Regions from separate parts of the Homo sapiens genome. Here region 1 is linked to region 2. A link is a loop called in an ENCODE intact Hi-C map of the cell type or tissue named here. Cell type or tissue: heart left ventricle. All regions are shown on one strand. Links, peaks and the distances in the headings refer to the core of each region. The heading gives the core; the rest is flanking DNA. Region 1 overlaps NBEA (neurobeachin). Region 2 overlaps DCLK1 (doublecortin like kinase 1).

Region 1 (8,343 bases), core at 132-8,131, 320 kb after region 2:
GAGTCGGACTGGGACGAGTCTTGCCTGGGTGATCGGCTGAACGGGATTTTGCTGCAACTTATCTCCTGCCTGCAGTGCCGGCGGTGTCCCCACTACTTTCTACCGAACTTAGATCTGTTTCAAGGCAAACCTCACTCAGCTCTGGAAAACGCTGCCAAACAAACGTGGCGACTGGCAAGAGAGATCCTGACCAACCCGAAAAGTTTGGAAAAACTTTAGAGGATGATTTAATCAAGAGCCGAAATTATTACCCTTCTCAAAGTCCTTATTAAGTGTAAACTTCTGTTCAATTCCTAATATTCCACTCCGCAGTGCAAACAATCTCTTCCTTTAAAAAGGAATAATAATACAATATTTAAACATCATCTCACCCACCCCCACAAGGGGAGAAAAAGTAGGGGAAGCGGATGGAGAAAAACCCAAAGCCACTAGTATTAGAAGACTTCTTTCCACACGATTTCCTATCTCCCTTGAAAAGTACACCGTAACACTCCGTAAACAGCCCAGCTGTAACGCCAGACCGAGACGAACACTCTGCCTAACTATCAAAGGATTATAGCAATCCTGGTGATTTAGGTGCATCTGTCTGTGAGTAAACACGATTTGGATATGCCATCTGAAAGAAACTGTAATGTATATTTTGATTTGTAACAAATATTGTGATCTCACATTGTCTTTGAAAGTGTGGATGTTGGTGTTTTGTGATTTGGTGAACAGAACTTAAATTGCCATTCTGGATACTTCCAGACATTTTCCACTAACAAAGATATCATTTAAAGGTAGATTTCTTCCTGGTACTTTTATCTGTCTTTGAAAGTGTCTGAACTTTAAAAAGTTTACATTTTGTTTCAAATATTGCTTGTTCTATTTCTAACATTCCATAAATATACTTGAAATGTTATTTAAATATATTCAAAGAAATTTGAATTCAGCTTATATAATAACGCTTGAATATCTGAATTATATATTTGAAAAATGCACTTGAAATACACTGGATAATTACTTTTGTGATTTAGATTTTAATTTGTTGCTGGTTTTTATTTAATTAGATGGTAATAAATGAAGTAAAATAAAAGTTGTTGTGTCTCACTTTAAATTGTTTCCTATCACAAGATGTAATGATGCATTTTGAAAATCAAACCCACTTGAATATCTTAAATATTTTGAGAAATATGCTAATGAAATCCTTAAAAATAAAACATTGGAGAAAAGCTCTTTCTGTATAGGTCCATAAGATAACAATCTACTCTCAGTCTCTAACTTACTTGTAAGACAATTCCTTTCTACAACAGAAACAATTTAAATCTACCTTTGAAAGCTTGCTCTTCTTGTAGCATTTTTGATAATATAAGAAAAAAAGTCTATCATGACAGTAGAGATGACTGAGTTAAAAATCTGACTAATTCAGAGGAAATGAACTTAACAAAGTCATAATGAAACTTCGAAAATTATGTATGAAAACTAATAAAACGATCCTTTCTGACCAATATATTTTATGTCAAACCTTATTTTATGTAATAAGGGTTCCATTAGCAGAATAAATTCATTAGAAATTCAACATTTCTTTTTGACTTCATAGGGCAAGCTAATAAAAGGATGAACACAAAATTTAAGTTATTTTAAAATAAAATACAGTGCATTCAAGCTCATTTTAAAAACTACATTTGCAGCTAGAAGTAAAAGAAGTCCCATGGCTCTCCTTTGGAAGAGTTTAGTAGTCAACAAGTGCTGAAAAGGCTGATCACCTATGGGCCTTAAGTTAGTTAATTCAGGTGATGGTAAATTTTTGGATTTCAGCTCTAGTCTACAAATACTATTTTATAACATTTTATTTCAATATCTAAATTAAAAACAATAAAGTTCTGGATCTGTGGGAGCATTTGTCTTTGACTATTTTAGAATAACTGCCTCTGAAAATAAAGGAAGATCTTTGCAAAATGATGCTAGAATTTCTAGCATGACACTTCATGCTGTTGAATTCTTAACCCCAGAATAGAAGTTTGCAAATTGCACAGTAACATGAAAGTTAAAACATTAGAACAGATCTCAGAAAATGCTGAGAAAGAGCTACTCTAATACTCTGGTGTTTAAAATCTACACAATAACATTTAATAAATATGCATTTAAATGGTCCAAATTTGTATTTTCTGGCATTATATCCAAAGAATACAATATTTAAACATCTGAGTGCTAGCATATATATTTAAAATCAAAGCTCAGAGAATCAGTTGCTTTTCTCTTAAATCCACATATAAAACCCATTCTTATTTCAGGAGATGGACAAAATGGGTGTACTAATGGAGATTAATTTATATCTAAATGCTCTCCCCCCAGTTTCCTTATAACTTTTCAATAATCACATTACAATATAAAGTTTTGAAAATTAAAAGTGATCTTAATAAGAAATTTCTCAAGACCTTTCAAAGTCAGCCTCAGAGCCTGAGATTCTGGGCCCCAGGGACTTGGAAGCAATTGGCTTAACTACCAAATCTGCCCAAATGCAAACAAAGGCACTCATAGAAAGACTGTTAAAATGTGCATGCTCTGGTAATACAGGATTTAAATTCATTAATATATTCTTCAATTCCATAAAGAGAACATGCTATTTCATTCATTTTATTTTCTATGAGAAAGAGGAGAATGTGCTCCCCTCCTCCACTGTCAGGTAAAACCAAACAAAATTGAAAACCACTTCCTGCCACAAAGCCACCAATACTGTACATGGAATCGCTTTAACTCACTTTCGTGTCGATCTTCTTGAAGGCAGAATCATCCTCATCTACCTCGAAGTAGATTTCTGTCGTGGTGATGGAGAGAGTCCCCTTGGCCACCACCACGGGAGCGATGAGCTGGGCAGGGGTGCTGAGAACCACTGGGCCTGCAAGGCAAGGACAAGGGGAGTCAGGCTGAGCCCCTGTGGCCCTTCCTGCTCCCTCCCAGAAAGGTACCAGAGGTTTTTATTGGTAAGGATGCACTAGAAAAAATGGTGCCTGTATTATGCGGCAAACTCTTTTTTCACGTAAGATAAGGACTACTTAGCTTTTATACATTACCTTATAACGAGACTAGAGAGAAAAAATGGTATGAAAACCCAGGAGGTCAGGATACCGAATAACGCTCAATTTCCACCTAGAAATCCTACATGGTTGGTAAGGGGCTGCCATTAACTTACTTAAAAGTGCAGAACGGACAAATGCCCCAATTCTCCATTGAGTATCACTGGCTTTTCCAGAGACCCTAGGCAGTCAGCACTGCCCCCAAGACCAGCCATCGCGCGAAGCCGTTCCACTCAGCAGCGGCGCTCCCCAAGGAGAGGCGAGAGGACGAGAAGGGGGCAAGGATCTAAATGATAAATTCCGCTGTTCAGAGCGGTTTGCCTCTTGCAGGAAGATTAATCTAATATCGGTCTCCTAAGGCGCGCTACACACACATACATACGCGTGCATACGGACATTACATAAAGTTCTTACGTAGAAAAGAACGAAAATCTTAGTCATTTTCTTACAGAGAATATATCAAAAGTGATGAAAATGTAAGACGCTTGAACAAAACGGTTCTCAAAAAACCGTGCGAAAGTGCTACTTCTCAACTTTTGAAACTACAGAAACAGCTTCACTAGAAGTGCCTGCCAGGGTGCTTGCTTCGAATTCCCTCAATCTGTTAAGGTTGAAAATCACGAATTACGCGTATGGAATATGAATTCAAATGGGATATTACCTAAATGTTTTCTGTAAAGTCTCCCCAAAGGGAGCCATTCTTCGCAATCCTGGATTCGAAACACGATATAACGTTATACATAACGTGGGGATCGGATGTAACTATTCATTTGTAGGTAGCAAGGGCGCATCATAATCCCTTCCACTTCTCTCAAATGCATACAGTCAGATGCGTCACAATAACAGTCGGAGAAAGGCAATAAAAAGTTAGGTTCCCCGCGGCCGCTAGGCCTCGGCCCTCCGGGCGGAGAGCCCTCGCGCCGACACCGCCCTCGGCCCCCGCCGGGCCGGGCTCGGGAGAGGCGGCCAAGTTGGCTTTCCCTGGCGCAGCACACACCCAATCTGCGACCGTCCTGCACAATGCCGGGCCGTTCCCGAGGCTGCGGGAACACAGAGGGCTGGGCTGGCTTCTGTCGCGATTACAAGGGGGTGGCTAAGGAGCAAACTGTGACAGTGTCAGCTTTCAGCCCTGTCGGGACTGCCCGGGCCAGACCCACGCACAGCCCTGTCTTTCATTTCACTGCTCTCGATCCCCCGATGAGCCCCCGGGGCTCGCGGACTCTGGGCCTCGGCCTCTGCCCAGCCGAGTCGGGGTCCACCTCGGTTGCACAAGGTTTTTCTTTGGAAAGGGAGAGGCAGTCGATCTGAAGCACCACTTTAAAGGATCATCAATCTTAATCTAGATTGCTCAAGTAATTACGCCCGAATCTCTTGTACGATTACAAGTGGATTTGGGTTTCTATTCCCCAGGCCCTCCTTTGTGTTTATTGGAGGGTCTGTGCGCGCGCTTGGCGGCGCCTCCTGCCTCCCGCGCCCTCCTCCGAATCCCCCAACGCTCGGGCCGGTTCGAACCGCTCCCTTAACCCTTAAGCAACCAGGACGCTCCCTTGGATGCCACTTTTCCTATCTTCTCTCTGAAGAAATCTATGCGGTTTACTCTTGCTTGGGGCAAGGTGAGAAAGGTGATTTGGTTCACACTGGAAACAAAGTTGTACATTGTTGGGCATTGCTAAAAACCTCAAAAAAGTCTCCATTCTAAAGACAGAGGACTATCAAGATTTATAGTTTAACAGAGGTTTCTGGCATTTGGAGACAAATAATGGTCAAAAACACTAAAAATGGTGAATTACTTCTTTCTCTTAAAAAGTAATTTAACGTATCCAAATTGAGAACATGAAAAAAAAAAGATCGTGAAACATCAAAACCATACCCATTGATTTATTGAAATACATTACAAATTTTAAGTACACATCCGTGAACTTTCCGTGGGGAGCATATCTTCTCTACTTCTCTGTGTTTCTGAAAGGGGACGGCTTCCTTTGGATTTTACTCCAATATCCTTCTGTTGAGGAGATTTTCTGGGCATTTATAAAAGGGCTTCGAACTGGTCTTTCTTTAAGAAAGACCATCATGAAATATTCAGCATTAATAGTGTGTCATTTTTACCCTCGTCCTTTGGAAATCTCCAATTACAACTTCCAATTCCATAGCATGTTTAAGGAGCACTGAATCTTTTTGTTGTAGTCTTCAGGGAGCAAACCAGCCGCAGAGAGAATACAGAGTTAATCCACTACAGAATAGAGAGAGGGGATTATGTTTTAATCCCCTTTGGGGGAGCCTTTGGATTTTAGGGATCCGATATTAAAATGTTTACATAAGGCACAATCACAAGCCAGCACATCTTCCATACAGTACTTGGTTATTTGAAAACCTCGGATCCCTTTCCAAATAAAAATAGTTTACAAAGAATAGCATCTCTGAATGATGGTGAGATGGTGATCTAGCTGATTCTGTTCTAGAAGATAACTTAAGTAACTACACATTTAACCTCCTAAACTTTGCTTGGTGTAGTGAGTTGAGGAATGACTGTAAATATATTCATCCCAATCACTACTATAGCAATAAAAGAATAAATTATAATGTCCTCGGCACACATAGAAATATTGATATTAAATGTTAAACAAATGGATAAGACAAACCTCTTCCTATTGCATTGATGCATATAATAATTTAAAATTCCACCATCTAAAGTGGTAATTAAAAGGAAAATATAAATGTTATTTACTTTTTACAACTGGCAATATAATGCTTAAAAAATACTGATCCATTACTATTTTTGAAAGAAGTATAGGGGTATTACTTCCCATTTATCTAATTTAAAATCTGAACTAGAACAAAAACCGCCCAAGCATAATGAATCTTTAAAATAATAACTTCTCTTTAGAGCTGTAAGATCTTTAACCAATTGAGATGGTAAACCTCATCATGGACCTACAGTAGAAAGTACACATTTTATATTAAAAAAGAAACAATTTATCAAATATATTTTAAAAGTAGAATGTTAAATACTTGTGGGTTTAGATTATCTTGATGAAAATAAAAATTTCAAGCACAGAAATCTTAATAATATGCTGACATTTTGGTAAAACTTTACAAAATTCTTTTTTTTTTTTTTTTTTTTTGAGATAGAGTCTTGCTCTGTCACCCAGGCTGGAGTGCAATGGCTCAATCTCTGGCTCACTGCAACTTCTGCCCCCCGAGCTCAAGCGATTCTCCTGCCTCAGCCTCCTGAGTAGCTGGGAGTACAGGCACGCACCACTGTGCCCAGCTAATTTTTGTATTTTTAGTAGAGACAGGGATTCACCATGTTGGCCAGACTAGTCTTGAACTCCTAACCTCAGTTGATCCACCTGGCTTGGCATCCCAAAATGCTGGGATTACAGGCATGAGCCGCTGTGCACGGCCACAAAACTCTTTTATATTTTTACAGAACTAATAGTCCAATATTCACAAATTTTAAGTTATTGGATGTGTCAATGCTTTCTTGCCAAAGACCACCAAGAACACATCTGTAGTTGAACAAGTGGGTTTTATTACTCATTGCAGTGAGAGAAACTGACAACAATAAGTACCATGGGGTGACTTAGGGGTGTTAAAAGACTCATTGTAGGATCTGGATTTTACTTAAGTGATTTTGGGAAGAGTTCAGGAAAGCAGGGCTTTGCTCTGGATTGGGCTCTGTCAGGCATCAGAAATAATTCAATGATTAAGTATTTCAATCAATCTTATCTAGAGGGAAGGAAGACTAAATGTATGTATGCTAAAGCTCTAATTGAAGAGATGTAGCAGTCACTCATATTAGCCAAAAGAGGGGAATGTCTGGTATTTTTGTGGTATGCACAGTGATCTTGCTTTTGTCTGTGCTTAGTCAAAATTATAAAGTTGTTTTTTGTCTCACATCATCATCACACAACCCTGTATGAAGTTGGTGCTCTGTGAGGTTGTTTATGTCCAACAAGAGAACGCCATGGCCTAGCTGTGAGCTCCAGGACAGTTCTCAAAAAGAATGAGGCTTAGATATAGGCAGGCCAGTTCCCAGAGGTCAGAGGCTGCTTTTTCTTTTTCTCAATTGCAGGGATTAATCATTTTCAGGGGAGGGGAGTGGGGGGGGGGTGTAAATCATTTTCAGGAGGGGGTACACTGCATTCTAGTGATTAAAAGGCAACGATGGCTATTAAATTTCCAAGTAATGCTAAGCTTCTTTACAACTTTCAATGTAAAGCACAGCAAAGACTACGTATGGAAAAAAAAGAGTTGGAGTTTAATTAAAATTGGAATTGTTAGAAGTATTTGATGACTTTCAATTGGTAAACTATATTTAGGGTACATAAAATTATAATGTATTTTAGAATCACTTGAATATTTCCTAACCTTAGTTTAATATTGTTAAAAGTTGTATTAGCTATATGGATTTTCTTCAGCTTCAATTACTTGGAAACTACATGCTCAGTTTGCTTTTAGAACATGTAAAATATTGTTATTTTGGGATAATAAACATTGACTAATCTTAGTAGAATTATTAAACTTAAAATCCTGACATTATTTAGAAGAACTAAAACTAATCTGAAATTCTTTATGTTCAATGTAAAATAATATTATTCCAAAGAAATCAGGACAAAAATATAATAAGGGAGTAAATTTTTACAATTATTTTTATAAAGTGGTATACATTGTAGGGAAATAATTCATAGCATGAGTGACTGAACATATCTAAAATATCTGTCACTGCTTTGGACTCTTTTATTTTTTTTAGATGGAGTCTTGCTCTGTCACCCAGGCTGGAGTGCAGTGGCATGATCTCTGGCTCACTGCAAGCTCCGCCTCCCGGTTTAAGCGATTCTCCTGCCTCGGCCTCCCAAGGAGCTGGGATTACAGGTGCATACCACCATGCCCAGCTAATTTTTGTATTTTTAGTAGAGATGGTGTTTCACCATGTTGGCCAGGCTGGTCTTGAACTCCTGACCTTGTGATCCGCCCGCCTTGGCCTCCCACAGTGCTGGGATTACAGGTCTGAGCCACCGCACCTGGCCATAGACTCATTATTTTTAAGTATGGTACAGTCAGTTTCCCTAAAACATTCTCCCCCATAGAAATAAATAATAAGATGTTTTAATCTCAAAACAAATTACTGAAGAATATAATAAAGTTGTAACTTTGTTTTGGAATCCTAGGAAAGCTTTGGGCATTATAAAAATGGAGGTATTTGTGTATGTGCATGGAGGGGGGAAGTTCTAGAAAAAATACTGTAAAAAATTTTAGATTCCCAAATTTTAGATATCCAGGATGG
Region 2 (8,343 bases), core at 277-8,276:
TCCTAGAGCCGTGGTTGGAATAGATTTTATTAGAAACCAAAAACAGAAATTTTTTTTTTTAATTTAGAGACAAATCTCTGAGGGTCAGATGACACAAAGCAAATTAATTTTAGAGCAGATGTGGAAATGAATGAGACCTTGGAGCAGTACTTCCAACAATAGTGTTTAATGAGTAGACATTGGTTGGTTTATTTCTGACATCTTATGAATTCTAAGATCACTGCCTGTGACTAGAAGATTTAGCCTTCATTTTTCATTTATCTCATTTTCTTTCTTTTTCTCTTCTCTTTATTTCTTTTTCTCCAGGATGATGGCCTCCCAGAAAATGAACATCAGCTGTCAGTAGCTGGAAAGATAAAGAAGCATTTCAACACAGGCCCCAAGCCGAATAGCACAGCAGCTGGAGTTTCTGTCATAGCAGTAAGCATCTGAAATATCCACCTATAACTTTTTTTAAAGCAACCCACCTAAGAGACAGGCATTACTCAGGAGATTCTCCAGTCAGAGACAGCAGAATGGGTCATTTCTTTAGACAGCTCAGCCACTTAATGCACTAGAGGAGGTATGGGACTTATATATATTATGTGTTTCTGCAGATCATTTCCCTGGGCATCACATCATTATCCAACACCTCCAGGGTGTCTTGCAGTATATATTAATTTTATGATTTATTTATTTAAAACCGAAAACCTCCCCCATGCTGGACTCTGTGCCAATGCAAACTTCTTGGCTCTAAGAAAAAGAGTTCATAGTGTCCTTTTGCTAGGACCTAGAAAGGAAAGGCAAGCTGAGAGAGACGACATTGCAGGGAGAGCTTGGAACACTATAGATCTTGATACTAGACCTAAATTAAAGTCAAAGCATAGCAGAAAGCTACGCAGTGAGATTTTCAGTGAAATTGAATTACTGTGAACACCCAACGAAGTCACGATGTCTTGCTCCTTAGAAATTTCTGTTCTTAAAGTTGAAAGTCTTTTAACATTTACTATTTTATTGATGCGTCTGCACAAGGCCTTTCTTTTCTGTTCTATACATGCAGACATACACTACATGCAATTTGATCGCAGCTCTAGGCAAAGATTAAATTGGGCCGAGGAATAATGAAACCTCATACTTCCTGGTGTCATATTCTGGAGTAAATATATTCAAGTTCCAATTACTTGAGTTTTTAATAAATTCCTCTTTTTTTCAGAGTGTGTAAATTTTAATAGCATATTCAATCTGAAAATCACTTGAGCTGTTTTTCTTCTCCAAACAAAGAATTTAAGACACTATGATGTGGACTTTTTCAAAAGTATTTATGCTATTAAACAGCACCTCTCACTCATGAGCAGTACTGAATATTTAACCACTTCTCTGGGTGTTTTTAGTTTCTTTCCTTTTTTTCTTTTTTGGTTGCGCGAGAGCTCTAAAAAAAAACTGAAGATAAACAAGTGATCTGTTTGATGCCACCAATCCCAGATCTGGGTTACTGAGTATTTGATATGAGGTTCCAGAATTTGCAAATGGTACGAATGCATGCATACACACCCTCGTACTGTTTGCATTTCGTGTTTCTCGATTGAACCCTTTCAATAGTGATTTACATGCGTGTGAGCAACTGGCACATGTGTAAAGTGAAAGGGAATGCCTACTCTTCCAGATGTTCCTCAGTGCCGCTGAAGTTTTAAAATTTCAAGTTGTTCTTGCCCTCTATCTTTAATTCTTTCTGAGAAAATTCAATGTAGAAGTAAATTAACCTTTACATCTTCCATAGATGGTCAGTGTTCTTTGTTCTGAGCTGATATTCAGTCAGTAAGTTTTGAAAGCAACAATATCATAGTGATTCTCTACTAAACCAGACATTCTATACTCTGTTTCCATTGTTCGTTCAAGATATATGTCTATTCCAAACATTTGATTCCACAGTTTTCTTTTGGAATGGACTGCCAGCATGCTTGTCCATGAAAGGGACTGTTTTTCTCCTGCTAAGGGCTTACAGCTGCTAGAGAGAGTGCCTTTCCACCTCTGTCATTTTGCTTTTGTTTTCTTTTTTTTTCCTGGTCTTTTATTTTAATCAGTCTTTGGTTAAGTTTGCCTTGGTTGCTCAATATTTGTTTGTTCACAGTATTCTAGGAGTCTTACAATGACTAAGGGCAGGAACGTCAGGGCAATTTTCCAATTGACAAACACCACATATTTGAGGGGAAATCCTATTTTAATCAAAGTTGGATAAATTCTGAAGCGTTATCCATATGAATTCATTAAAACCTCATCTAGCTGGATCTTAAAACACTCATTAGTATTTGAAGATCAAAGATCCACTTTTTTTTTTCCTAAATGTCATGATTGGACCACTTTGAATGCAATTTTGAATGCAAGTTTCTCAATTCATCACTAACACGGTTTCCATGGAAACTGCACAAACTGGTAATATACTTACAAATTGTAAAGTGGGCTGTGTAATGCTGAGTTATGCATTGGTTGCATGCTTGTTTAATCTTTACTGCTGCAGAGGTTTTTTTTTTTTTAATAATTATCAACTTAATTCAGATTCAAAATAATTGGCTGGTTTCAGAAAACTGTATCTTAAAAAATGCCTGTCAGATCTATAGCACAATTCATATGTTAACTATCAGCATTAATATTTCAAGCATAAAAGAGAATATCAATGTAGATTTCAGAGATTGTTTTAAGAGAAACTGGTCTACCATACTATGTACATGAGGCACCTTCTCCAGAATGCTTTTCCCTCATAAATATCTCTACCTTCTAGAAGAACCTGGCTGAGGTCAGTAACCAAAGGGTGGGGCTGGGAATTAGAAACTGGCTATTTTGGCCACCTTCATTGTGATACTTTCAGAATAGCACTGGATACATCCAATTATATTGCATAACCATTTTTTCATTCTTAAAATGCAAAGGCTGACTATCAGGGGACTATCACAAGAAAAAGAAACCCTGGCATTAAATAATATTCCAAAGTATGACTGCCAAGAAAGATTATTCTGCTATGAAGCAAAATAAGTGGGAGGTAGAAGAAAAATTTTTTATAAATGGTATATTCTATAAAGACTATTTGATAATTTAATAATTTAATATAATGATTAATTTGCTCACATCATTAAAAGTTCAGGAATTGATATAATACAGTGATGACTTCTCTTTGATAGATTTACAAAAACTGGTTTCAGCATAAATTTCATTCAAACAGAATTTTCCTAGGTATATACGCTCTCCCCAGAGGCTATAAAATAATGTATTTTAAACCGCCTTTACCATGGGACTAATTTTTTAGAATTACATACACCCTTTAGAATGTTTTAAAAATTATTATTTAGGACATAGTGTTAGTTTGTGGTTTGGTGGCAGTTGGGGAATCAACAATTAAATAATTAATTTTTAACTAGTACTTCTCATTCCTTAGTTAGAAACCTAACTACCTGCTGGAGATCACCAATGCTCATCAGAGAATCTGTGACACTCTTTCTTTCTTAGAATGACAAAAGAAAAAAGCATACTGTCATAACCGGCAGCCTCTCTCACAGGTGTAATTTATGATATGAGAGTAGTTTAACATGTACTCATGTTCTGAATTGTAGTGTTTTTTGTTCATGTTGTCATTTTTTTCTTCTGCTTCACAGTCTGTACATTATTAGGACCAAAGAAAGGACAAATGACAACTTTATATTAAGGTCGCAAGAGGGCCTCGAGTTGGCTAGGACAGTAATTACCAGCTGGAGGTTCACAGGGATCACACACCCTCCTGAAGGAGGAAAGGTGCTCTGACATTAGGTCAAGCCATGGGATTAGGTGGAAGGCATTGCATTCCTTAGAATTGCAGCATTCTGTGCCTCTCAGAGAGACGCCATTGTCCCTCTGCTGCCTTTCTCAGTAGTTGGGGGATTTGAAAAAAAAAAGAGAGAGAGAAAGGGAAACAAAAGGTTATTAAAATGCAATTTATAGACATGAAATGAATTAGAGATGACATTTTAACGGTGAACTTTTTGAGAGCTGAGGGAAGAGAGAGAGGCATTATTAGATTTGCTCAGCTTGATGAAGAACCGATGACTAAGATGTCAGTTCCAATTTATTTTTCCTCATTTAACACTGTTTATTATTTTAACCAATAATTTTCCTAATGCTTTAAAGTTCTTCTTTTGCATTTTGCTCATGCAAATAGAGCGTTTCAGTCTAATTGAACAAATCCATACTAATCAGCATGCATATAATTGTGACACTGGGAAGCTTAGTTCTAAAATGAGACCTGTTATATGACACTTTGCCTGTAGATGGCAATAGAAAGCTAATTACTAAGTAGCTGTCTTTGTGGCCAAGCATACACCTTCATCTTCCTGAGAGCCAGTATACTTTGATTTTTTTCTCAATAAAATGAAACACACATTTTTAAAAAGATTAAAACTTCACATTGCATTTTATGCACACTTGGATAGCCTAGTTTATAATCAGAGCACAAAATCCTCCAAGCAGTTTTTAGTTTAAATGCCTGGTGCCCTGGCATGTTTTTGAAATGCCTTTGTGAATTTAGAAGCAGAAACTGTCATCAGCATCATACCAGTAACGCACTTGAAAGAACACATGAGCCCCTCTGAAGAAAGGTGTCCAAGTCGCATCCTCTCGTGGGCAGAATGGGGAAGCGGGTACACAGCATGATTAGTGTCCTTCAGGTTTGGGGGATTGAATCTTTTATCCCCAGGTACCCAAAAGCTAACATCTTATTCCAGGATGAACAACTTTGAGAACTTCTCCTGTCTTCTATTTATTGTACTTTGTGTTAATCAAAAGCACTTAACTGTTCATATGCATTTTTATTATACAAAGAAAACTATTTTTTGTTTTATTTCACTTTCCATATTTTCATAGAGAAAATTTATTGACTGTTTTATACTCTATCTTCTTAGTTTAGAAATGTAATTAAGATTCACCTTTAATTAGATCATATACCTTTTATAAAAAGGAAAAGAAAAGAAAAGATTCACCTTTAAGAGTAGCTCTGCTTTTGAAGATTAACTCAGAAATTTAAATGCTGTAATTGATGAGGTTTCAAAACCTGATTCTTTTCCTCTTTCATTTCATAGTTATGAAGCCCTCAAATTTAAGCCTTATGCGGTAATACTCTATGGGGTCCAATCTGCTTTCTCTTAAGTGGCTAATGCTCATTTCAGTACTTTATTGAATTGTGAAGCATTTTCTATTCTATGGCATATGAAGAGGTGTTTATATCTTTTGAAATTGAGAGGACATGATTAAAATGGTCATTCAAAAACTTGTTTGAAGAACTAGATCTATTTGAGCAAATTGGCCTCCAAAATAGTCATGAGGTGTCACTTCCTGCCTTTTTGTTGTCAGTATGCAGACTTAGGATATTAGCTAGTTACCCTGCAGAAGAGGCATCGTAACTATATATACATATAGAATCAATGAAGAACAGCTTGGTCTGGAGTCTTAATTCTTTAGCACAATGCTGATCCACTGAGTTGCCCCATTTCTCTCTGCTCAGCTGGACCACGGGTTTACCATCAAGAGATCAGGGTCTTTGGACTACTACCAGCAACCAGGAATGTATTGGATAAGGTATGAGATGGTGCAGCTCAACAGTCAGTGTTTCCATGGCAACGTGCTGGCAGTCTCCATTAACCAGTTCCTTCGGTGGATAAACATGCTTTTGATTTGTTATCCAGTCCATATGCTGCTTTATCAGTTTCATTTTAATCTTGATTGAGATGCCACACCCCCTCATTCCTTTTTTTCACCCATTATTCACACTGACATTTGCCAGCTTTCTTTCCATTGCACATGCTCAGTATCAATTTTCCTTATGGTTAAAAGGACAGTATATTTAGTGCTAATGCCAAAGCATTTTCCTGACGTTGCTAATTAAAACAATGATTTCCAGTGCTCTTCTGTCCCTTAACAAATGGAAGAACAATAGCACGCTAGTGTGTGTTCTATAGAAGTATATACTGTCATTTTAAAGTCATCAAGCCCAACCTTGACCTGATTAGATGGATAACAATGCATTTACACCTTAGTAGTAGAAGCGCCTCAAAGTACAATGGGCTATAGAATGCATTGTGTGTGTTGGTAAGCTTGTGTTTTCAAATTCTCCACCTTTTTGTTTTGTTTTTGTTTTATTGTTCCCTCTTCCCCCTGGAAATCCCTCTATGTATTAGCTATTGCATGAATTTATTTTTCAATATCTTGTAACTGTCAGATTATTTAGCTGGCTTATCTGCTCAAGCAAAAGGGATTATGGGAGGTATCGATTTTTTTAAAACTGGGTTAAGAATTCTATCCAATCGTTTTCTATTCCAGTCAACTGCCCTGGCATTTCCTTCAAGGGGCATTGTTTGTGTCTCTTTAAGTTATCCACAAGCAGGATGGTTTTTGATGGTTTGAGAAATGAACTCTGAGAAATTCTAGGGAGGCTGTTTTCGCCATCTTAATGTTTCTGAAGTGATCTCCAGGTAACACTCCACATCTTAGTATTTGAAAAAAAAAAAATTCCACTGGTTTTGGCATTTGTTTTTTCCAAACTGTGGAGCCTATCTGTAGTAAGACAGTAGCTGCCTGATGTTGTTTCATGGTTAGACTGCAAAGTTTTACCAAAAAATTAAAATATATATGTATGTGTGTATATATGCACATATAAAGTATATATGTTATACATAATGTGTATGTGTGTGTATATATATATATAATATATATATATGATTTTAGCCCCAATTGTTACTCCTGGTTATTTTTCTATAATCAGACACTCAAAACATAGTACATAGGAAAGCAGAAAGGGGCATACCTTGACAAATGATTCAGATATACTAAAATCATGATCATTTCCAAATCTGTTTAAAGCAAGAAAACACCCAAAGCTCAATAAAATTTTCTAAGGTCATTTTGACATAGAAGGCTATTTGTGTCTTCTCCATTTATAATGCATGTAGGAGTTGCACATTCATTTATTTAATTTACCTACATAATTGGCCTTATGGATGTAGAAAGAACTTAATTTTTGACCTTATTTTGGAGGGAGAAGGGTGAGTTAATCATAATCTGCCTTTGTGCAGACCCTTCTTTTTTGACTTTGTAACACAGAAGAGGATTCATCCATCTTTTACTTTTACCTGAAAGAATATATACTTCCAGAAGAGTGCACCTATCAGGAATGCACATCTCTATAAATTTTCACAAACTGAACATGCCCCTGTAGGCAGCACCCAGATCAGGCACAGAACATTCCTAGCACCCCAGGGGCTCCCTTCCAGGAGGGGTCACTTCACCTCGAGGGTAAACACTGACCCTAGAGTCCAGCCACATTAATTAGCTTTGGCTGGTTTTGTACTCTATAGAAATCGAATCACACCATGCTCCATCCTTTTTAAATTATATGTCTCCTAATGTCAGGAATATTAACCAGATATATATGTGTAAAGTTAATATACAATTAAAAATAGGCATCAAGTATATCTAATTATAGTTGTGCATATTTGTGTTATAAAAATTACACATATAAAGTCATCTAATTTCAAAAACCTCTGGAAAATTAAATTACTAAATTTGTAGGATTAAGGATGGGAACTAAACCCCAAGTAAACACAATAATTAATAAACGTAGCCAACTATAAAAAGGCCATTTAACTAAAATCCTAGTGATGGTTCCCATCAGCAGACAAAATGACACATCCCTGAATAATGGGCAGGAGCAGATGGGAGATAATCTCTTTTTTCTTGCGCACATAAAGTGCTCTGTTTTCCAGCTGGGGCAGTAACAACAATGTTTATAGTTAGTGCTGTACTGAACAGTGCACCCAGTATGTAAAGCTAAATTGGAGAAATGATGCTAAAAACTCATCGGCATATATGCTTAATTAGGAAGTTTTATAATGCCATTTAGCCCCAGAACGTACACGCTCTCCTTACTGATTGCGAGTGCTTGCCTTTTATCTCCGCAGAAGTGGGAGCATTTGTCTAACCATGGTGGCAGCCAACTTTCTAACACAAACAATCATTACAGGCGAGCATCCCTGCTCCCAATTGTTGTGTTTAAAGCGCTCATGGCTGTTTTTACTGCTGTAAGCCGAACACTTGGGAGTCGCGCTTGCTTTTTGTAAAGCAGATCACATGAGGGCACAGGCTGGGAAAACCATCTCCTCAGGGTGCCCAGAATTGGTCTGTCTCTCTTAACTGGCTTTTTGGTGATTGTAGACAAATAGTGGGGATTTGTTTTCCCCTTTCTCTCCATTCTCCAGCCTCATACCAGAGAGCTGCTTCCAAGGGAGCAGCATCCTTCACTTGACCCACGCATCCAGGAGACTTTGCTCCTGTCACCCAGAGTCCAGGGAG

Evidence for each region. A loop is a pair of places that touch in the nucleus more often than their neighbours do. Peaks named below come from ENCODE experiments on the same cell type or tissue, not always from the same donor. Only the 100,000 strongest peaks of a DNase experiment are listed, where the experiment ranks them.
Region 1: it touches region 2 in a loop (1.9-fold over the local background); 2 of 110 quality-filtered maps call a loop at or near these places.

Annotation. Positions count from the first base shown.
Region 1 is chr13:35,466,935-35,475,277 of GRCh38, reverse strand. NBEA (neurobeachin) reads right to left here. Exons shown (of 59, transcript NM_001385012.1): 41 at 2,742-2,878. MAB21L1 (mab-21 like 1) reads left to right here. Exons shown (of 1, transcript NM_005584.5): 1 at 1-1,489. The coding sequence ends at 219. Among named protein-coding and RNA genes, the nearest start is that of MAB21L1, 5.6 kb to the left of the region's middle. RefSeq lists an enhancer at 1-13. In heart left ventricle, for the core only: no CTCF peak of the experiment used is centred there; a DNase peak (open chromatin) is centred at 4,047; H3K4me3 peaks cover 4,497 bases; H3K27ac peaks cover 1,424 bases.
Region 2 is chr13:35,785,443-35,793,785 of GRCh38, reverse strand. DCLK1 (doublecortin like kinase 1) reads left to right here. Exons shown (of 17, transcript NM_001330071.2): 16 at 307-420. Among named protein-coding and RNA genes, the nearest start is that of LINC00445, 92 kb to the right of the region's middle. RefSeq lists an enhancer at 3,560-4,061. In heart left ventricle, for the core only: a CTCF peak has its summit at 4,267 (motif pointing right); no DNase peak of the experiment used is centred there; H3K27ac peaks cover 109 bases.